3 separate regions of the Homo sapiens genome follow, and regions 1 and 2 are each linked to region 3. Evidence: chromatin loops called from intact Hi-C (ENCODE). Cell type or tissue: mammary epithelial cell. All regions are shown on one strand. Links, peaks and the distances in the headings refer to the core of each region. The heading gives the core; the rest is flanking DNA.

The links. Peaks named below come from ENCODE experiments on the same cell type or tissue, not always from the same donor. Only the 100,000 strongest peaks of a DNase experiment are listed, where the experiment ranks them.
Region 1: it touches region 3 in a loop (6-fold over the local background); 2 of 110 quality-filtered maps call a loop at or near these places.
Region 2: it touches region 3 in a loop (20-fold over the local background); 23 of 110 quality-filtered maps call a loop at or near these places.

The regions. Positions count from the first base shown.
Region 1 is chr2:195,557,288-195,564,988 of GRCh38, forward strand. No RefSeq gene overlaps it. Among named protein-coding and RNA genes, the nearest start is that of LINC01827, 13 kb to the right of the region's middle. RefSeq lists an enhancer at 2,324-2,373. In mammary epithelial cell, for the core only: no CTCF peak of the experiment used is centred there; DNase peaks (open chromatin) are centred at 2,504 and 4,014; H3K27ac peaks cover 1,350 bases.
Region 2 is chr2:194,542,059-194,549,759 of GRCh38, forward strand. No RefSeq gene overlaps it. Among named protein-coding and RNA genes, the nearest start is that of LINC01790, 180 kb to the right of the region's middle. In mammary epithelial cell, for the core only: a CTCF peak has its summit at 4,113 (motif pointing right); no DNase peak of the experiment used is centred there; H3K27me3 peaks cover 120 bases.
Region 3 is chr2:195,314,453-195,322,153 of GRCh38, forward strand. The region is part of intron 1 of LOC105376755 (a long non-coding RNA gene); the gene reads right to left. Among named protein-coding and RNA genes, the nearest start is that of LINC01825, 210 kb to the right of the region's middle. In mammary epithelial cell, for the core only: a CTCF peak has its summit at 4,203 (motif pointing left); a DNase peak (open chromatin) is centred at 4,809; H3K27ac peaks cover 2,956 bases.

The sequences.
Region 1 (7,701 bases), core at 1,158-6,157, 240 kb after region 3:
ATAGTGAAAAGAATAACAACATAGAAGTTTAAAAACTTGAAACATAGGCCGGGCACAGTGGCTCACACCTGTAATCCCAGCACTCTGAGAGTCCAAGGTAGGCGGATCACCTGAGGTCAGGAGCTCAAGACCAGCCGGGCCATGGTGAAACCCCGTCTCTACTAAAAATACAAAAAATTAACCGGGCATGGTGATGTGCGCCTGTAATCCCAGCTACTTGGCAGGCTGAGGCAAGGGAATCACTTGAACCCAGGAGGCAGAGGTTGCAGTGAGCTGAGATCTCACCATTGCACTCCAGCCTAGGCAACAAGAACAAAACTCCATCTAAAAAAAAAAAAAAAACTTGAAATATAGTCTAAATTGTGCCCACTAATTAGCTGGGTAACTTTGGAAAAAAATGTTTAAATGGGTCTCACTTTACACACTGAGGAAGGCAGGATTTATTGACCTAAACAAAAATCTTTAAGAGCCCTCTTGCTCTATTATTTTCTAATTCTTCAGTTTATCTATTGCATTTTCTCCTTTATTTTTATTATTTTTTGAAATATGATTTTTGGCACATTGATTTAATTTTCTAGTGGTTAAATTATTTGAGACATCATTTAAATTCTTTAAAAATCAGGCCAGGTGTAGTGGCTCATGACTGTAATTCCAGCACTTTGGGAGGCCAAGGCGGGCAGATCACTTGAGGTCAGGAGTTTGAGACCAGCCTGGCCAACATAGTGAAATCCCATCTCTACTAAATAAATAAATAAATAATTTAAAAATCTAAAAAGGAGGCAAGCATGGAGGCTCACACCTGTAATCTCAGCTACTTAGGAGACAAAGGCAGGAGGATCACTTGAGTTCAGGAGTTTGAGACCAGCCTTGGCAATATAGCAAGAAACCATCTCTAAAAAAAAAAAAAAAAATGAAAAGAAAAGAAACAAAAAAAACTAAAAAGGATATAAACTTTTGATTCTAATGCTTTATATAGCAAACATATGATTTAGAATAATTTAAATTATTACATTCAAAATATGTGTTTACTTCAAATATATTTTCAGAAACCTTAAACAATAAAAGTAAATAAATAATGCTTTTTAGCCTCATCCATCTAAAAGCAGGTAGATGGGGAGATGACTCATGACCCAGAACCCCAAGATTCTCAGGTCATGGTCACCTTTTGCCACTCTCACCACCACCTCCAACAAAGCAGTGGAAAAGCCTATATGCTGACCTTGTGGTCCAAGGAGATTTAAAGTGTGGTGGGGCATTGTGGGTTGAACAGTATCCCCAAAAAGATTTGCTCAAGTCTGAACCCCTAAAACCTACAAATGGGACCTTATTTGGAAACAAATAAGAGCCTCGGTGATATAATCAAGTTAAGATGAGGTTATACTGCATTAGAGTATATTTACGGAAAGAGGTATGAACATTCTGACAATCAGTATACACTACTGGTAGGAGTGTAAATTCGTTCAACCCTTGTGAAAAGCAGCATGGCAATTCCTCAAAGAGCTAAAAGCAGAACTACCATTCTACCCAGCAATCCCATATATATCCAGAAGAATATAAATCATTCTACCATAAAGACACACACATGCAAATGTTTATTGCAGCACTATTCACAATAGCAAAGATATAGAATCAACCCAAATGACCATCAATGACAGATTGGATAAAGAGAATGTGATACTTATATACCAGGGAATACTATGCAGCTATAAAAAAAGAACAAGATCATGTCTTTTGCGGGAACATGGATGGAGCTGGAGACTATTATCCTTAGCAAACTAATGGAGGAACAGAAAACCAAATACAATATGTTCTCACTTATAAGTAGGAGCTAAATGATAAGAACTACGAACACAAAGAAGGAAACAAAAGACACTGGGACCTACTTAAGTGGGGAGGGCATCAGGAGGGAAAGAAGCAGAAAAGGTAACTATTGGGTACTTGGCCTAACACTTGGATGATAAAATAATGCATACAACAAACTCCCATGACATTGGTTTACCTATGTAACAAACCTTCCCATGTACCCCACAAACCTAAAATTAAAAGTTTAAACAAGGGGAAAATTTAGACATACACAGAGACAGGGCCATTTGATGATGGAGACAGAGATTGGAGGGTTGCAGCTGCAAGCCAAGCAATGCCAAAAATGTCAGCAAGCACCAGAAGCTAGGGGAGCGGCCCAGGTCAGTTTCTCCCTTAGGGCCTCCAAAAGGAACCAACCCTACCAACGCTGATTTTAGACTCCCAGCCTCCACAACCGTGAAACAAATACAGATGTTTAAGCAACCCAGTTTGTGGTGTCTTGTTACAGCAGCCCTAGGAAACTAAAACTGGGAGCATCAAAGCCATTTCCTGCTCTATTGTGTCCTCGTCCCACAGATGAGCCTAGAAATGCCTGACTTGGCTATGTAAAAATACAGAGAACTTGCCACTTTCATGAGAGGCTGACTGCTCATGAACTGTCACAGGACAGGTGCACTTCATCAGCCTCAGCTCATGCTTTACTCATGGTCTTTGTTGGTTCCTTTGAAAGCAGGATGTGGTTTGCCCCAGCTTCCCTCCTTCTTGGAACCAGCATGTAACGCATACTTGTTTTGAGAGTTTTTTTTTTATTATTATTACTATTGCAGAGAAACAGGGCTTTAAAAAGATTCAAAAGCATTTCAAAACTATGAAAATCTCCCAAATATATAAGTGGTATATGTGGGCTTTGCTGAGATGTCATTGCAGTTTGGCCTGTTTATTGTCATCTGGTACCTGCTCCATAAGGATGACAGTTATTATTTGTAGAATCATTCCATGAGCCACTTCTAAAGATGCAGCTTTATTAGGCCACTGAAAATGGAAAGATGAGATACAGTCTCTGATCTCACAGAAATTACACTTCAGAAGGGACAGAAATATTTAAGCAAATCAGGGCAATAGGTGTTAAAAATTAAAAAGTGTACGTGGCATATTGAGGTGGCATAAGTTAGGTATCATTAATAATTTCAAGAATAAAATGATCTTGAATTGAGATTTGGAAAATATAGATATTTGTCAAGTAGGCGAGGCGAGAAAGGGCATTCCAGCATGGGCAATGGTCCAGGTATGTACACACACATACACACTCACACACACATTGGCAAATTTGAGGGAACTGCAAGTAGTTTATTGTGGGTAGAGTAATATAAAATAGAATTGAAAGCAAGTTTTTTAAAATGAGCCTAAGGGAATACGATAGTAGCAAGAGAGAACTTTGTTCAGAAAATTATTGCATACGTTTCTATTTTTTTTTTCTTGTTTTTGAGACAGGGTCTCACTCAGTCGCCCAGGCTGGAGTGCAGTGGCAAGATCTCAGCTCACTGCAGCCTTGACCTCCCGAGCTCAAGCGTTCCTGCCACCTCAGCCTCCCAAGTAAGTTTCTGAGACTATAGGTGTGCGACACGAAGCCCAGCTAATTTTTTTTTTTTTTTTTTTTTTTTTTGTAGAGACTGGGTTTTGCCATGTTGCTCAGGCTGGTTTTAAACTCCTGAGCTCAAGTGGTCTGCCCACCTCAGCCTCCCAAAGTGCTAGGATTACAGGTGTGAGCCACCATATCCAGCCAGGTTTCTATAGTTTTTTTTTAATAGGTAGCTTTCACATGTGACTCCATGCATCAGAGTAGGTAATTCAAAGAAGAGAACCTCATCAGTTAAGACTCACAATATCATAAGGTAAAAACTAATCCTTTGCTCAAAAGAATGAGAAAAATATTTACTATAATCCCAAAGTGTAGTTGTGGTGGCAGAAGGGAAGAAGAGAAAGGAACAGAAATGAAACAAAAATGATCAGGAGGTAGAGTACACTGGACAAAATAACTGTAGGATGGCTCCCAGTTTTCTTGCATTGGTGACAAGGAGAATGGAGACACTGTAAGCTAAAGGCAAGAAAGACAGTGAGTTCAGTTGTGGGAATATCAACTGTTTAATACCCTATGGGGAAATACTAGTAAAGTTGTCCAGTGAGCATCAGGGATGACGAACTCAGATGACAGGCATGATTGGAATTAGAGATATCAAATGAGCTTATAGTTAGAAGTTGAAGCTAAAAAAAAAAAATGGATAAGCTCAGTCAAATGGGCTTGTAGACTAAGAAAAGAAGGTATGTAATGATTAAGAGCATAGGCTCTGGAGCCAAAATGCTAGCGTCTGGATCATAGCTCCATTACTAGCTAGCCATGTGATCTTAGGCAAATTAACTTCTCTGTTTCAGTTCCTGCAATTATGAGGTTGTGAAAATTAACTGAGTTATTTTATGTAATGTACTTAGAAGTGTGCCTGACCCATAGTAAATATTCAATAATCTGTGAAGAGAGAAAATGGGGACATGGGAAAAGAGAGAGGCAGAGACAGAAAAAGATTGGTGAGAAAGACAGCCAAGGAAAAAAGCGCAATGAAAAGCAGTATACAAGCAGTGGACAAAGAGAAGGGGGCTATAAGAAAGGCTGGAAAGGTGCTAAAGGACGAAAGAAATTAAAACCAGCAAGGAATGTAAGAATCTCAAGATGAAGTGTTGGTTCAAAAGTTGGATCTTGCTGGGTGCGGTGGCTCACGCCTGTAATCCCAGAACTTTGAGAGGCAAGGCAGGCAAATCACTTGAGGTCAGGAGTTCAAGACCAGCCTGGCCAACATGGTGAAGCCCTGACTCTACTAAAAGTACAAAAATTAGCCAGGCATGGTGGAGTGTGCCTGTAATCCCAGCTACTCGGGAAGCTGAGGCACGAGAACTGCTTAAACCCAGGAGGTGGAGGTTGCAGTGAGCGGAGATCTGGCCACTGCACTCCAGCCTGGGCAACAGAGTGACACCCTGTCTCAAAAAAAAAAAAAAAAAAAAAAAAAAAAAGACATTAAGAGTCCACCGGATTGGTATTTGGGTCAGTAGGAGCTCTCCGAGAGTACAGCACAAAAGCAGAAGCAGATGTGTGGGAGGTGTGGGAGGCCACTGCACAACCTCCTCACTAGCCTCCTGCTGTTTTTACCTACTTGTGTGTGTACCTAATAGAATTTTTCTTGATATGAAGGTGCAACCTGAAGATTTAGCATTTTCTTTCAATTTAGTCAGCTTCCTGTTTTTCATGCAAATTGGTCTGGAGAGAGCCGTTTTAAGTAGATAAAACAAATTCGCAAAAATTGTATTACTTGTATTATCACCTTCCCCAGTTCCACCACTATCAGTCAACATCGCCTGCTCTTTCCCAAGGATAACAGTGATGATGGCAGAGAAACAGCAGAGACAATAAGAAAATGCCAAAACAAAAATATAAGAAGATAGAATAAGAACCTGTCTCAATAACTCCACAGCGCTGGAGCGGGAACATCTGTGTATGTGAAAATGTGTTAGGATATGTGTTTCACATGCCGATTTCCAGGCCCTGCTTTCAGAGAGATCAGGGAATCTGGATTCTAACACATCTTCCATGTGATTCTGATGCAAGCAGCCTAGGAAGCTGACTTTTCAAAATAATCACTCAGAAGTGTGTAAATATATTGAGTAAATATACTTTCATTATAAGATCAGAGATAACACAAAAGCAAGGCAAGATATTTCATGGTACTTAGTCCCACACTTAAAGTATTCCTAAACAGAAGTGTTTCTCAAGCTTTAAGGATTGTTAAAATACAGATTGCTGAGCCCCACACTATTTCTGACTCCGTAGGTCTAGAATGTGGTCCAAGAATTAGCTGTAACACGCTCACGGGTGACCGTGTGTTGAGAACTCCTGCTTCATTGAATTCTAGCAGTCCCTGGGTGTGCGTGGCCTTAGGGTAGGCGGGTAACAGGGATGAGTCCCAGGACACCGCGCACCCCCCCGCCCCCCTCCCCCCACTTCCCCCGCCCTCTCCACCCACCGCCACCCCCCACCCGCTCCCCACCCCGCCTCTCCCCACCCCCTAGGGCCCCCCGCCCCTCCCCATCCCCCCATCCCCCGCCCCCACACCTCCCCCGCCCCCCACACCTCCCCGGCCCCTCCGCCCCCCCCGCCCCCGCACAACGTCAAATCCGCACATACACAAGTCTTGCAGTTGACCCTGCCCAAGCTGTGAATGTGAAATGCTGGCCCTCCATACACACAGGGTTCCTATCCCACCAATGCTGTTTTCCATCAGCATTTGGTTGAAAAGAATCCGCGTATAAGCAAGCCTGCGCAGTTCAAACCCCTGTTGTTTAGAGTCAACTTACTTTGCTCTCCTCTGTCAGCAATATGAAGAAAATCATGCTGGTCATTATATATATATATTTTTAAAACATTAAAAAATAGGCTGGGCATGGGGCTCACACCTGTAATTCTAGCACTTGGGGAGGCGAGGCGGGAGGATTGCTTGAGCCCAGGAGTTCCAGACCAGCGTGGGCAACACAGACACTGTCTCTATTAAAAAAAAAAAAAAAAAAAAAAAAAGCATAAAAGATAAAGTAATTCTTTGTTTGTTTGTTTGTTTGTTTTTGAGACGGAGTCTCACTCTGTCACCCAGGCTGGAGTGCAGTGGCGTGATCTCCACTCACTGCAACCTCCGCCTCCCGGGGTTCAAGTGATTCTTCTGCCTCAGCCACCCGAGTGACTGGGATTACAGGCACCCGCCACCACGCCTGGCTAATTTTTATATTTTAGTAGAGATGGGGTTTCACCATGTTGGCCAGGCTGGTCTTCAACTCCTGACCTCAAGTGATCCGCCAGCCTCAGCCTCCCAAAGTGCTGGGATTGCTGGCGTGAGCCACCTCGCCCAGCCGAAAAATAAAGTAATTCTGATCCATGGTGGTAAGTGTCACACAGCCTTATATACTAAAGCAGGAGAATGATTTCACACATGGATTATATCAGGTGGTCTCAAGGCCAGCCCAGGTAGGTCAAAGTGCAGACGTGAAGATTTTGCTCCTTCAGTTACATCGCAGTGGTTTTGCACAGCCATCCTAAAACTTCCCTGAGAGGGTTTAAATGACACATGTAAGGTACTGGGTTCAGCCTTAGCAAAAGATGTTGTTTCAATTTGAGCATACGTCAGGAGAGAAATAGTTTGAGAATTATTTCTCCTCCCTAACACTTGGATGTTGTGTAAGAACTCAAAATGAAGATTCAGTTAATGATAAAAATCAGCTTACTGTTCTCGTAAATGACTTATTTTCTAACTATGATTCATAATTACATACTTGCATAGCGTGTGTTCAACATGACTGTACTGTGATTCTTTCTAGCAACTAGTTTTATATTCCTTTAAAATGAAAAACCTGAAAATGTTTTTGTATGATGCATTTATTGTAACAAATTTAAGTGTAGGATTCCTTCATAATTGTACATTTCATCCTTTTTTTATAGTAAGTGCTTTTTCACAAATATATATTACATGCTGACTTTCAAATAAGAAAGGCTATCACAGGAAATAATACCTGTTAGGTTTTCTTTTTTTGAGACAGAGTTTTGCTCTTGTTGCCCCGACTGGAGTGCAATGGCACAATCTCAGCTCACTGCAACCTCGGCCTCCCAGGTTCAAGCGATTCTCCTGCCTCAGTCTCCCGAGTAGCTGGGATTACAGGCACCCACCACCACACCTGGCTAATTTTTTGTATTTTTTGTAGAGACAGGGTTTCACCATGTTGGCCAGGATGTTCTCAAATCATGACCTTAGGTGATCCGCCCGTCTCAGCCTCCCAAAGTGCGGGGTATTACAAGCATGAGCTACCATACCC
Region 2 (7,701 bases), core at 1,158-6,157, 770 kb before region 3:
ATGATTTCCGTTCTTTTGAATATGCTGAGGGGTGTTTTACTTCCAATAATGTGGCTGATTTTAGAATAAGTGCTATGTAGTGTCAAGGAGAATGTATATTCTGTTTCTTTGGGGTGGACAGTTCTGTAGATGTCTATTAGGTCTGCTTGGTCCAGAGCTCAGTTCAAGCCCTGAATATCCTTGTTAATTTTCTGTCCCATTGATCTGTCTAATATTGACAGTGGGGTGTTAAAGTCTCTCACTGTTATTGTGTGGGAGTCTACGTCTCTTGGTAGGTCTCTAAGAACTTGCTTTGTGAATCTGGGTGCTCCTGTATTGGGTTCATATATATTTTGGATAGTTAGCTCTTCTTGTTGCATTTATCCCTTTACCATTATGTAATGCCCTAACTCATTTTATGAGGCCAGCATCATTCTGATATGAAAACACGGCAGAAACACACAAAAAAAGAAAATTTCAGGACAATATCCCTGATGAACATCGATGCAAAAATCCTCCATAAAATACTGGCAAGCCGAACCCAGCAGCACATTAAAAAGCTTATCCACTACGATCAAGTCAGCTTCATCCCTGGGATGCAAGGCTGGTTCAACGTATGCAAATCAATAAATGTAATCCATCACATAAACAGAATCAATGACAAAAACCACATGATTATCTCAATAGATGCAGAAAAGACCTTTGATAAAATTCAACACCCTTTCATGCTAAAAACACTCAATAAGCTAGGTATAGATGGAACATATCTCAAAATAATAAGAGCTGTTTATGACAAACCCACAAGCAATATCATACTGAATAGGCAAAAGCTGGAAGCATTCCCTTTGAAAACCAGCACAAAACACGTATGCCATATCTCACCACTTCTATTCAACATAGTATTGGAAGTTCTGGCCAGGGCAACTAAGCAAAAGAAAGAAATAAAGGGCATTGAAATAGAAAGAGAAGAATCAAATCATCTCTGTTTGCAAACGACATGACTGTATATTTAAAAAAACCCATCGTCTCAGACTAAACACTCCTTAAGCTGATAAGCAATGTCAGCAAAGTCTCAGGATACAAAATCAATGTGCAAAAATCACAAACATTCCTATATAAAAATAATAGACAAACAGAGAGCCAAATCATGTGCGAACTCCCATTCACAATTGCTACAAAGAGAATAAAATGCCTAGGAATACAACTTACAAGTGATGTGAAGGACTTCTTCAAGGAGAACTAGAAATCACTATTCAAGAAAATAAGAGAGGACACAAACAAATGGAAAAACAATCCATGCTCATGGATAGGAAGAATCAATACTGTGAAAACGGCCATACTGCCCAAAGTAATTCATAGATTCAATGCTATTCCCATCAAACTACCACTGACTTTCTTCACAGAATTAGAAAAAAACTACTTTAAATTTTATGTGGAACCAAAAAAAGCCCATATAGCTCAGACAATCCTAAGCAAAAAGAACAAAACTGGAGGCATCATGCTACGTGACTTCAAACTATACTACAAGGCTACAGTAACCAAAACAGCATGGTACTGGTACAAAAAGAGATATATAGAGACCAATGGAACAGAAGAGAGGCCTCAGAAATAATGCTGAGCATCTACAATCATCTGATCTTTGACAAACCTGACAAAAACAAACAATGAAAAAAGGATTCCCTATTTAATAAATGGTGTTGGGAAAACTGGCTAGCCATATGCTGAAAACTGAAACTGGACCCCTTTTTTACACCATATACAAAAATTAACTCAGGATGGATTAAAGATTTAAATGTAAGACCTAAAACCATAAAAACCCTAGAAGGAAATCTAAGCAATACCATTCAGGACATAGGCATGGGCAAACACTTCATTAGTAAAAAACCAAAACCAATTGCAACAAAAGCCAAAATTGACAAATGGGATGTAATTAAACTAAAGCGCTTCTGCACAGCAAAAACAAAAACAAAAACAAAACAAAACAAAACTATCATCAGACTGAACAGGCAACCTACAGAATGGGAGAACATTTTTGCAATCTATCCATCTGACAAAGGGCTAATATCCAGAATCTACACGGAAGTTAAACAAATTTACAAGAAAAAGCAAACAACTCCATCAAAAAGTGGGCAAAGGATATGAACAGACACCTCCCAAAAGAAGACATTTATCCGGCCAACAAACATATATTTTAAAAAGAAGCTTATCATCGCTGGTCATAGAGAAATGCAGATTAAAACTACAATGAGATATCATCTCATGCCAGTTAGAATGGTGATCATTAAAAAATCATGAAACAACAGATGCTGGGAGGATGTGGAGAAATAGGAACACTTTTACACTGTTGCTGGGAGTGTAAATTAGTTCAACCATTGTGGAAGACAGTGTGGCTATTCCTTAAAGATCTAGAAATAGAAATACCATTTGACCCAGCAATCCCATTACTGGGTATATACCCAAAGGATTATAAATCATTCTACTATAAAGACCCATGCACACATATGTTTACTGCAGCGCTATTCACAGCAGCAAAGACCTGGGACCAACTTAAATGCCCATCAATGTTAAATTGGATAAAGAAAATGAGACACAGATACACCATGGAATACTATGCTGCCATAAAAAAGTAGGAGTTCATGTTTTTTGCAGGGACATGGATGAAGCTGGAAACCATCATTCTCAGCAAACTAATACAGGAACAGAAAACCAAACACCACATGTTCTCACTCATATGTGGAAGCTGAACAATGAGAACACATGGACATAGGGAGGAAATATCACACACCAGGACCTGTTGGGGGGTGGGGGGCAAGAGAAGGGATAACATTAAGAGAAATACCTAATGCAGATGATGGGTTGATGGGTGCAGCAAACCACCATGGCACATGTATACCTTTGTAACAAACTTGCACCTTCTGCACATGTATCCCAGAACTTAAGTATAATTTTAAAAAAAGAGAGAGAAAATTAACAAAGAAACATTGGCTTTAAACAGTACTTTAGACAAAATGTACCTAACAGACATATACAGAGCATTTATTATAACAGCTACACAAGGCACATTATTCTCCTCAGCACATGGGACATTATCTAGGAGAACCTATAAATAAATCTACATATTTATAGCCAACTGATTTTTGACAAAGACATCAAGAAGATACCTTGAGAAAAGAAAACCTTCTTCAGTAAGTGGTGCTAGTAAAATTAGATATCCATGTGAAAAAGAATGAAAATGGACCCTCCTTTGTCATCATATAAGAAAATCAACTCAATATGAATTATAATTTTAGAGGGACCAAAATTATAAAACTACCATAAGAGAAATAGGTGAAAGAGTTCAGAACAGTGATCTAGACAAATAATGTATGGCTAAGACCTTAAAAATACAGCCACCCTCCAAAAAATAGATAAATGGTACTATATCAAACTAAAAAGCCTCTGCACAGCAAAGGAAACAATCAGAGAGTAAAGAAACAGCAGGTTAAATTGGAGAAAATATTTGCAAACTATTCATCCAGCAAAGGACTATCATCCAGAACATGCAAGGAACTCAAGCAACTCAATAGCAAAAAAGAAAAGGAATGATCTCATTACAAAGCAGGCAAAGGACATGAATAGACATTTTTTCAAAAGAAGACATACAAATCACCCACAAGGACATGAAAAAACATCATCAACATCAACAGTCATCAGAGAAATGCAAATCAAAAACCACAAGATAGCATCTTATCCCAGTTAGAATGGCAATTATTAAAAAGAAAATAAAAGTGACTAGTAAGAATATGGAGAACAGGTAACTCTTACACACTATTGATGGGAAAGTAAATTAGTACAACCACTATGAAAAATAGTATGGATTTAAAAAAAAATAAAAAAACCAAAAACTAGAACTGCCATATGATCCAGCAATCCCATTACAAGGTATTTATCCAAATGAAAAAAAGTCAGTATATCAAATAGATACCTACATTCCCATTTTTGTTGAAGCCCTATTCATAACAGCAAAGATATAGATCAGTCTAAGTGTTCAGAAATGAATGAATGGTTTAGGAAAATGTGGTATGTATATACATTAGAATACTTTAAAAAAGAATAAAATCATGTCATTTTCAATGCTTGTAACACTAGAGGTCACTATGTTAAATGAAATAAGCCAGGCAGAAAAAGAAAAATATCACATGTTCCCTCTCATATGTGGGAGCTAAGAAAAGTGGATCTCATGAAGTTAGAGAATAGATTGTTGGTTACCAGAGAGTGAACAGGTTACCAGGAAGGGTTAGACAGAAAAAATAAGACATAGCGTTTGATAGATTAGTAGGATGAGTACAATTAACAACAATGTGTTGTATGTTTCAAAATAGCTAGAAGAGAGGACTTAAAATGTCTTCAACACATAGAAATCATAAATTTTCAAGTTGATGGACACTTCAGATACCCTGACATAATCATTACATATTTTACACATGTAACAAAATATCACATGTACCCCATAAATTGGTAGAGATATTATATATTCATAACACAGTAAAATAAATAAAATACACAGAAACAAATTTCAATATTGCTAACGTATAACACTGCACAAAACAAATCTAATTACTATAGATTAATGTCCACCTACAATGGCTTTTAATTCTATATTAGGAACATTTTCATAAATTCAAATGCACAAACTATGTATTTAAAATGAATAATCCATTTATGTGACTAAAGCGTACATTTTTGAATTCTTGATTAATATGCTTCATGTAATAAACTTCCTAATAGTCTTCTACACATAAATATTTCGAAATTTAAAAAATATTGATAAAGCTAACTGAACGAGGATCCTTAAAATGATTTGGTCTTTTTAAATTTATGTCAAATGATACAGAAGGACAATTAAGCTAAGTAATACCACCAACAGACTTTAAAATGTCGGTCTTCATAAGGAGGGTAAAAACATCTAAAATCTAACAATATCATTATTATTTTACACAAAATTTAGGTTTTTTTTTTTTTTTTTTTTTTTTTAGTCAACACTTATTTCCTCCTGAAATAAAACGTAATATTTAACCATTAAGAAAAATTTAGGAAATGTGTAAAAAAATAAAAACTCGAGATCTTAAACTCACTCCTTTCAGTCAGAGATGTGATACTCACTGCTAACATGGAACCTTGTAGCTTACTGGCAAAGAACATGGATGTTTAAGTCAGAACTGGATTCATATTTCAACACAGCTATTTGCTAGCTATGTAATGTTAAGCTTATTACTTAATCTCTATAAGCCATAGTTTTATGACCTACAAAAACTTTCATTATCTTAATCATACAATTGTTTTGACTAAGAAGGAATTTCTGACATATCACAAAGTATATTTTACATATAATAGTGTTCAATAAAATTTCCCCTGAGAAATGTTTAACATATAACAATGAGAAAAACTGCAGAATACTGTATATACAGTAAAATCATTATTTGAAACATGACCTTATGAAACATGATTTTATAATCTATAGCAAACATAAAATATTTGAAACATGATTTTGTGTCATTATTGAGAAATTCAATTATTATTATTATTATTATTATTATTTTTTGAAACGGAGTCTCGCTCTGTCGCCCAGGCTGGAGTGCAGTGGCGCGATCTCGGCTCACTGCAAGCTCCGCCTCCCGGGTTCATGCCATTCTCCTGCCTCAGCCTCCCGAGTAGCTGGGACTACAGGCGCCCGCCACCATGCTTGCCTAATTTTTTTGTATTTTTAGTAGAGACGGGGTTTCCCCATGTTAGCCAGGATGGTCTCGATCTCCTGACCTCGTGATCCGCCCGTCTCGGCCTCCCAAAGTGCTGGGATTACAGGCGTGAGCCACCGCGCCCGGCCGAGAAAGTCAATATTCTAGTAATTCATTGCACATCCCAGAATATTAATTCTTTTATTCTGAAAATATCAAATGAGTGACCATGTGTACTGAGCTTGGTGCAAGGTGAACAATATATGCGGAAAGGACAAAGTTCGTGCCTTCATGAAGCTTACCGCCTAGTGGAGTAGTTACACAACACAAACAAACATGTACTTACAAAATGTGACATACCATATGAAAATAAATAAAACACTAAGTGGATTGGTCGCTCTCTCTCTCTCTTCCAAGCCATCTTTTTCCTTTTTCTTCATCTATCAATATATATCTATCAATATTTTTGGCAGAAGCTAGAAAAAGGCTTTTTTTTTTTTTTTTTTTTTTTTGAGACTCAATCTCACTCTGTCACCCAGGCTGGAGTGCAGTGGCATGATCTCGGCTTACTGCAACCTCCGCCCCTTGGGTTCAAGCAATTCTCCTGCCTCAGCCTCCCTAGTAGCTAGGATTACAGGCACATGATACCACGCCAGGCTAATTTCTACATTTTCAGTAGAGACGTGGTTTTGCCATGTTTGCCAGGCTGGTCTCAAACCCTGACCTCAAGTGATCCACCTGCCTAGGCCTCAGAAAGAGCTGGGATTACAGGTGTGATCCACCGCATCCAGCTGGAAAAGACATTTTCAGTGGCCCATGTTCTTAACTGATACTGAATTCTCAAAAAGCCAACCATGCAAGTGACAAAGGAAAGAACATTCCTGGCAGAAGAAATAATATGTGGAAATGTCCTATTGTAGATCAAAACTTGATTCGAGTCGCTCTCCCTCTTTCTTTTGACTTTATCCAGTTAGAATAATTTCTTTTATTTGCTGAAATTCCAATAGCTCTACTCTGTTAATTCTGAGGTAAGAAACAGTCCTCCAGTTTTGTTATGTAACAATCAACGTCTCATTTCAATAACTGGACATCATACAAAATGTTATTCAAAATAAAAATTAAATTAATGTTATTTTTTCCCCTTTCCCTTGTTCAGGCCACTTCAGATTGGAAGCCCACACCTACTCCAGGCTGTTTTCCAACTGGAAAATGATGTGATGGGGTAATCCTGCTCTCTATCTGTATCTCACCAGCAGAATGCATACTCTATCAGAAAGGTTCTTTGGTGGAATGTATATTCTCTGTCCTGGAGCTCCCCAAGTGCCCACTGTCTCTGACCTCAAAGTCCAGGCCTTTCAATTGGATGACCCAAGACTACCCCACTGTGATTCTTTCTCCTGAGTGATCTACACTTTCTTTTGTGGCAACACTCACTACATCCTGACCCTACCGTCTCTAAGATATGGTGCAGGTGCTTCTGCACTCTTCTGGCTGCCAAACCAGTCAGCCCTTTGCTTGCTTTCTAGATTTCTAAAGGCAGGATTCAGATATAATGCTACAGTTTGTCTAAACCCAATAAATAAACTGTTCTCTCCCCAGGCCTCAGACAAAACAAACATGATTATCTTCCTTCTGTATGTCAGTAAGGTGAGCAACACCATTCTCCCCTGAATGAACACACTAAAATTCCTGGGTGTTGTCCTTGATACTCTGTTTTTCTTTATCCTTCATCATATCTTTAAGTTCAGCCTGTCACAAACATTCAATGACACCATTGATATCTAGTACATGTCAACCTCTTTCTTCCCTGAATGCACACAAAAGCCTCCTAACTTGTCTTTTTCTGTCAGTTCAGTTTTCCTGTCATTTAATACTGTTTCTTCTCTTGCTACTTGAGTTATTTTCCTAAGTGCAAATCTATTGTCATTTCCTTGTATAAAATTTTAATGGCTCTTTATTCCAAAACTAGAGATTGAACCGTTCTCAGTTTTTCTATGTCGTTGTATTT
Region 3 (7,701 bases), core at 1,837-6,836:
GTGGTTCACCCTAAGACCAAGACGGGCTCAGAGCATATGACTGCCACTAAAACAAGCAAACAAGTGCAAACTTCGACTTGGACTTTAATAGAAATATAATCTCTAGATCAAGGAAAATTATTGTGTTCAATTCTGCATATTATTTTTAGACAGAAGTTGCTATATTGTGACAAAGACACAAGAAGTAAACAAGTTGACAAGCAGTCCATAAACTACTGCTACCTGAAGAATTGGGATGTCTGGCCTGAAGAAGCACGGGGGTGTGTGTGTGTGTGTGTGTGTGTGTGTGTGTGTGTGTGTGTATTGACTGGGGGTGGGGCTTCGGTTGGGCCATAAGAAGCGCGGGGGTGTGTGTGTGTGTGTGTGTGTGTGTGTGTGTGTATTGACTGGGGGTGGGGCTTCGGTTGGGCCATAACGGCTGACCCTAAATGTTTGATGATGAGTTACCATGTAAAGCAGGAATCATTCTTATTTTGAATACTTTCTGAAAACAAAACCAAAGGATAACCACTGTAGAGGAAAGGATTTTCACGACACTATGAATGAAATATTTTCTAATAATTAGAGTTTCCCAGTAATAAAATTCCTGGAAAAGTAGTGAATTATTTGGTACTAGAAATATGCAAGTACAAATCAGAGTATTGACCAATAATGCAATAGAAGTGATTCTTGTAATAGGCATGCAGTGGGACAGGATGAGCTCTCATATTCTTTCAGAGTAGAATATTTTATTGAAGAGAGACACATACAAAAGACACAGTGAAGAAGAAAATGACAAGGGTGTATGGGAGGCCAGACATGGAAAGGCAAAGGAAAGAAATGAAAATCACAGCATGATGGTGTATGCCACACATCATAGGCTAAAATACAAGGGATACCAACTGGTGAGCTCCCCCTCACACATTGTACATGTCCTTATCCCTGTTGTACACCCAGCTCAGCCCTTTGCAGGGCACAGCTCAATGAAGCCACACCAGGGAATCAATGCAGGCTCACTGTTAAGTTAATTTATCTGCCTGCTCTTTCAGGGACTGTTAGAAGCACCAAGAGCACAGCCAGAGTGTCATAAACAGGTAAACTTTATAAGCAGTCAGCTCTTCAAAATCAAATGCTCTCAGTCCAAGGCAAGGAAAAGCAGAATATACAAAAGAAAATCTGTGAGAATTATTATTGTGAGTTGTGGTGGATACTATTAAGTGATGCCATTTACGATCATCAAAATAATGCATATTGTCCCCTGGAATTTGTTCTCTGACATGAAAACAACTGGAGAAAACTAGGGCTTTTATCAATATCTCATTTTAAGAAATGTGGATTAAGTATAAATAATTATAGAAAGAAATCAAAAGACAATAAAACAAAATGGAAGGCAGATTTAGACTTTTCATCCTTCAAGTATAAACCTGAATGTTCAAGTTTTATTCATTCCTATGCAGTTTAAATTATTAGCATTTTATTATGTAAAGCTGCAAATTTGGTTTTACAGTGAAATAAATTTTTTAACACCTGTTTCCTTTTCTGTAAAATAAAAGATTTAAGCAACATGATTGCTACAGCCCATTTCAATTCTGAAATTCAACAATTAATAGATTATATTTACTATTTACTACAGCCACCAGAGTAGATAATTTTGAGAGACCTTGTTGGAATTAGTCTCAAATCATTTTCAGATTCTCATTAGCAGGCAAGAGTTGAAATAATGGAAGCTATTATTTCCCAACTACCATCAGTATGCAAGTCTCAAAGAAAGATGATAGAAGCAAACAGTCTCAATTATTAGAAACATGGCTTTCATGTCAATAGGTTGAGGGTACAGAACAGAATGTTGATGGAACCTAGAAATGCTCTTTCTGCTCACACTATACAATGGTGCTTGTGGAATTAATTTCTTGTAAGAATCAAATAGGAGCCTTTAAGTCTGATTTGCGTGATTTCCCAGTTGCCTTTCTGGGGAGCCAGGAGTTTTATTATGAACCCTCACGGTGATCCAGAAGTTGAAGGGATAATTATTCTTGTTAAACGTCACATTGCAGTAAGATATCCTCCTAGAAATATAGGAATATGAAATAAGACTTAAAATTGGATTCTGCTATTCACAATTATGTGTGCCTTTTGACTATTTGAGCATATTCAGCATACAAAGCATGCCCATTAAGTGACATAAACTTCTACACTAGCTGAGAAATATCATGGTAGAAACTCTAAAAAGGAAGTATATGATTGAACATTTTGGCTCAAAGCCATAAGTTACTGTGAGCTCAGAATGAAAGATAAGATAAAAGCAAGGACTGTAAAAGTATCTAAAAATACATATGATACAAGATTTTCAAAATAAAAAAAGACAGCTAAAAATGGTGCAGAGATCCTTAAGAGCCTTCAAAGTGTATCTTAACAATAATAACTCAAATGTCCCTGAGAGAACCTGATTAACAGTGAGCAAGAAATCCCTATTAACCTTTACCAGCTTCAAATGATGACATGTTCACATCATTTCATGTAATAGATAAACAGGAAATCAAATAAGACCATTTTGGAGTAATTGGAATATTGCAATATAAAGAATCTGCCGCAGAGTAGATAATCAACAAATGTTAGTTTTCCTGGGAAAGCACCATCTCTAACGATTATCCCTGGATATTTTGTGAAAACAGTATACTTCTGGTAAATCAAAAATTCAATCAGAATATTCCTCCGTAGTTTAATTCTAAGCTACTCTAGTTCTGTGATATTTGATATACACCATAGTTTTAAATCCAAGACCCTTGTTCCAAAGAACTTGAAAGAGTTACTAAAATTAGAAACATACTCACTGTTAAGATGAACAGTGGCAAACACATACTGCATGGTCAAGAAATTATGTCTGATGTTTACATAGTCACAGGAGTTGTTCCTCACCAAACAGTAGTTCTCAAACTGTAGTAAGCATGAGAATCACTCAGAGAGTTTCCTGAAAATGGTGATGCTCTATGCTAACTCCCATTCTTTAGAAGGGCCAAGAAATCTGCATTTTAACCATCATCTGGGTATTTTGGAAACACATTTGTTCTCAGAGTATACTTGGAGAAACCATGTCCAAAACATATGTGGCTGCTTCTCAATGAAATTTGTCTGCTAAAATGAGAGACATAGAATCTTAGCATCGATGTGATTGTCTGAGTGGATTTCAAATGCAATGGCGTGCTAGTTCTGCCTTGGACAGATTTTCATAATTGAGTGGCTTAGGTGGGGACCCAATATAACTAATCAGAATGTGATTGATGCCACAGCTGATAAAGGTGAACTATACTCACTAATGCGCTACACTCTGGGAGCTTCTTTATGCTGGAGGCTGGGACTGTTGCCCAGACTCTGTGATTGTAATGAAGATAGGCATGGGTCTTTAATGTTTTCTACCTCCTACTCCAAATGCTGAAAAATGGTTAGTATTGAGTATTTTTATACATAGCAAGAACAAGATAGACTGAGTTGGAAATTCTAGTCCCATATATCCCACTGACAATATTCTAATATAATTTCTTTTCTAATGTTCTATTAAAATGATTGATGTCAAATTAAACCTTTGGAATGGTGGCTGGTCATGTGAAAAAGTGACAGTTGGCCAGGATGCCATTATTAACATTTTGCATTCAGACTGATTTAACAACCCTGCTCCACTCGGCATTATATGTGTGCATTTACCCCAATTTGTACTTCCTAAAAAATGCTCTTCAATGAATAAATTGGCTCATGACAGCTGTTCCTTACCTTTTTCTAAATCTCATTTGTAAATAAGGCTCAGCCACCTAGCAATCAAAAGGTTGTTATAGATTACTTTGTAGAATTTTTACTGATCCAAGTTATTTCTTATTTCCAAGTTATGGAAAATAACTCATTATGTATTTTCTCTCTATACACTCGTCAGGCTTTAAAAACCATGTCCTCCAAAATGGAGACAAAAGAAAATCAAAGAGGTAAATCGAATATGCCAAATTTTGGAGAGTAAAAATATCATTATATGCAAACCTGATACATTTCATAACCTGAGTGACATCCCTTAGACCTCCAGTGCACTGGCAAGCTCTAGAAACCACCTGATCCAAGCTATCAGAATACCAAAACACCTGAATGCTATGTCTAAAATTAGACTATTGAAATTCTCCCTGGATTGTCACTTTGCTTTATTACCAACACATTTTTTCTCTGGGTGTCACAGTTGCTTTAAATGAGTAAAGAGTGCCACCAAGCGGCAGCATGATATTCATAAATCAATTCTATTTTCCTTCAGAAAAAATATACTTTACCTTTGTTAATTGTGCTGACATTCTTAAGAGAGACAGGATTACTCACATGATTTAAAACATTTAATTTCAATGTTCAAGTTATATCTCAGTAAAAAAGCACATTTTGCTAGATTGATGAGCAAATTTGCTATGATACATTTTTTAAACATGAAAGTTCTATCTGCAGTATTTGTAAAAAGGACAGTCATGCATTGCTTAACAATGGGGATACATTCTGAGAAATTCATCATTAAGCAATTTTATCTTTGTGGGAACATCATAGCGTGTATTTATACAAACCTGGATACTATAGTATGCTACACACCTAGGCCATGTGGTATAGCCTATTGCTCCTAAGCTACAAACCTGAACAGTATGTTACTGTACAGAAGGCAATTGTAACACAATGGTAAGTGCTTCTGTATTTAAAAATATCTAAACAGTAAAGGTACAGAAAATAAAGTATAAAAGGTTTTTTTATAAAGCACACCTCTATAGGGCACTTACCATGAATGGAGTTTGCAGGATTGGGAGGTGCCCTGCGTGAGTCAATGAGTGAATGGTTAGTGAGGAACGGAATGTGTTAGTAATGGAATGTGAGCCCTAGGACATTCGTGTACACAACTACAGGCTTTAGAAACACTGTATGCTTAGGCTACACTAAATTTATTTTAAATTCTTTCTTTCTTCAATAATAAATTAACCTTGGCTTACTGGAACTGTTTACAAACTTTTCAATTTTTTTTTTACTTTTTGACTCTTGTAATAACACTTAGCTTACACACATATTGTATAGCTACACAAAAGTATTTTTTCTTTATATTCTTATTCTATAAGCTTTTTCTATTTTTAAAAGTTTTTATTTTTACTTACTTTGTAAAAATTTCTGTTAAAAATTAAGACACAAACACACATATTAACCTAAGGATCATGAACATCACTGTCTTTCCCCTCCATGTCTTGTCCCAGTGGAAGGTCTTCAGGAGCAATAGCAGGCATGGAGCTGTTATATCATCTCCTATGATAACAGTGCCTTCCTCTGGAATACTTCCTGAAGAACCTGTCTGAGGCTGTTTTACAGTTAAATTTTTTATAAGTAGAAGGAGTACACTCTAACAATAAAAGTATAGTACAGTAAATACATAAACCAGTAACATAGTTGCTTACTAACATTGTCAAGTATTATGTACTATACACAATTCTATATGCTATATTTTATATGACTGGCAGCACAGTAAATTTGTTTATACCACCATTACCGCAAACATGTGAGTAATGCATTTCACCATGACATTATGATGCCTATGACATGACTAGGTGATAGGAATTTTTCAGCTCCATTATAATCTGTAGGACCACCAACAGATATGTGGTCTATTGTTGACTGAAATGTCATTATGTGGAGCATAACTGTATTAATAAGAATCCAATTTCCAAATCTTATTAGCTACATAGTGACTACTGGTATGGAAACCTGCAGTTTCCAGACAAAACTTTTTTTATTATACAAAATGTTGTTTCTGTCCAGATATTTCAAGAATATCAGATCAGGGGCAAAAGGGTAATTTTTTTTAGTATGTATTGCATAATCCCAGCAATGCTGACATTTAATCCCAGCTCCACATTGAGGGGAAATAAGGTATTCTCATTATCCCAACTTCCTTTTCAAAGGACTGTGCAATTTTGTGAAAATAAAGTCCATAGATAGTCCTCTAAATCTATTACAGTTATTAGTTCTGCTTCTGTATTCATGTATCCCCTCATTAAACAAACATGTACTGAGCATCTACCCTGCCAAGAACAGTGCCAAGAAGAAAATGACTAGACCAGTCCTGTCCTAATGATAATCGTAACAAGCTGGGGTCCCTTGGTTCTGATTAGCTCTGTTGGAAACTTCAAGCTCTCTAAATCAAGACAATTTTATTTATAATAATGCATTATATTTGTGAGCATTTTCTAAAGCTTTCAGAATGATTTTGCATTTATAATTTCACTTACAGTCACAATGACTTTGACCATGTACAATAGCTGTGAGAGCTGTTAATTATTATCCTTATAGTTCAGGATGTGGTTAAATGACTTACCTAAGATGTCATAGGAAGGTGGTGCCAAGATCAAAATTAAAATCTTCTAACTTCCTAAACTGTGCTCTTTCTAGGAGGCCATTGCTCCTTATGATAAATACATTAAAATTAGCATGATATTTTGAGCAAGGTCATTATCACAGGAAGTTCTACAATAATTATAATGATGCTGACACTTGGTAAAATATTTTTGGAACTCTTGTTTTAAATTTCTCTTTCTGGGAATATAAGAAAATCAGTCTCATTACATGTTTCATTCAACAGAGATTTATTCAGTATCTGTCACTTGCATGCACTACACTGGGTGATATTGGGATATAAAGATGATCCAGTTGGCAAGAAATTTACAATGTAGTAGGCACAATGAGAAATGTCGCACTGGTGCTTTTTTACTTAATAGATTTGCATGGACATTGTATGGGCATAATGCATATTGTACTTTATTGAATCTAAAGTGTTATTAAACACACTATTTTATGTTCCAATAGGAGAAAATCACTGACAATTAAATTGTGACAAGTTGCTTTCCCATAATTTAAAAATAGTTTACATTTATTCTAAGAGCCATTTAGTCTTACTTTGACAGAGATCTTTTTTAACATATTAGTCTATTGCGTATATAAAAAGAAAAATACAGCAAAATAAATTGGTTAAGGCAATAATTCATAATCACCACAACTGCTGCCTCATCGTTGGTAACTGTAAAACACCAGTGATTATTATATATTCTCCAAGTTGAGAGTTAAAATGTAATTTAAAAAAGGATTTTTAGAATCATTTAAGGGCATATTTTCTGATCAGTTTCTAAAACAGTCATTGTGTAATGGAGCTAGAACAACTCATGAAAAAAATGATACAATGCTTTAACTCCTTTATTTTTGTCTTTGGGCGCTATTATTAATCACCACAGTAGTTGAGAGCATGCATTACAGAGTCCATGAGGCCCAAGTATTGGTTCTACTGCTTACAAGCTATGTGACTTTTTGGCAGATAAATGACCCTTTCTGAGCTTCAGAACCCCCACATGTAAAAATGGGAATAATGAAATAATGAAATTAAAGCATTAAATGAAATAATGTACTAACACACTTAACACATAGCCAGTAGTACTTTTATATTTGAGTGTGGCTAAGCTCTGGTTATTCTTCTCAATAAAATAATGATAACTAAACTGTTGAGTGCAGGAATAGTTTAAAAGGCTGCTTTCTCCCCTCTCCAGTGATAGAATGTGCAGCATCACCCTTTCAGCTGACTCTTGAAAGTCTTGGATCCCACTTTCACCAAGGTAAGAAAAGAATTAACTGCTCTGGCTTAAAGCCATTCCTGAGTAGCTAACAATTGACAATAAGAATAAATAA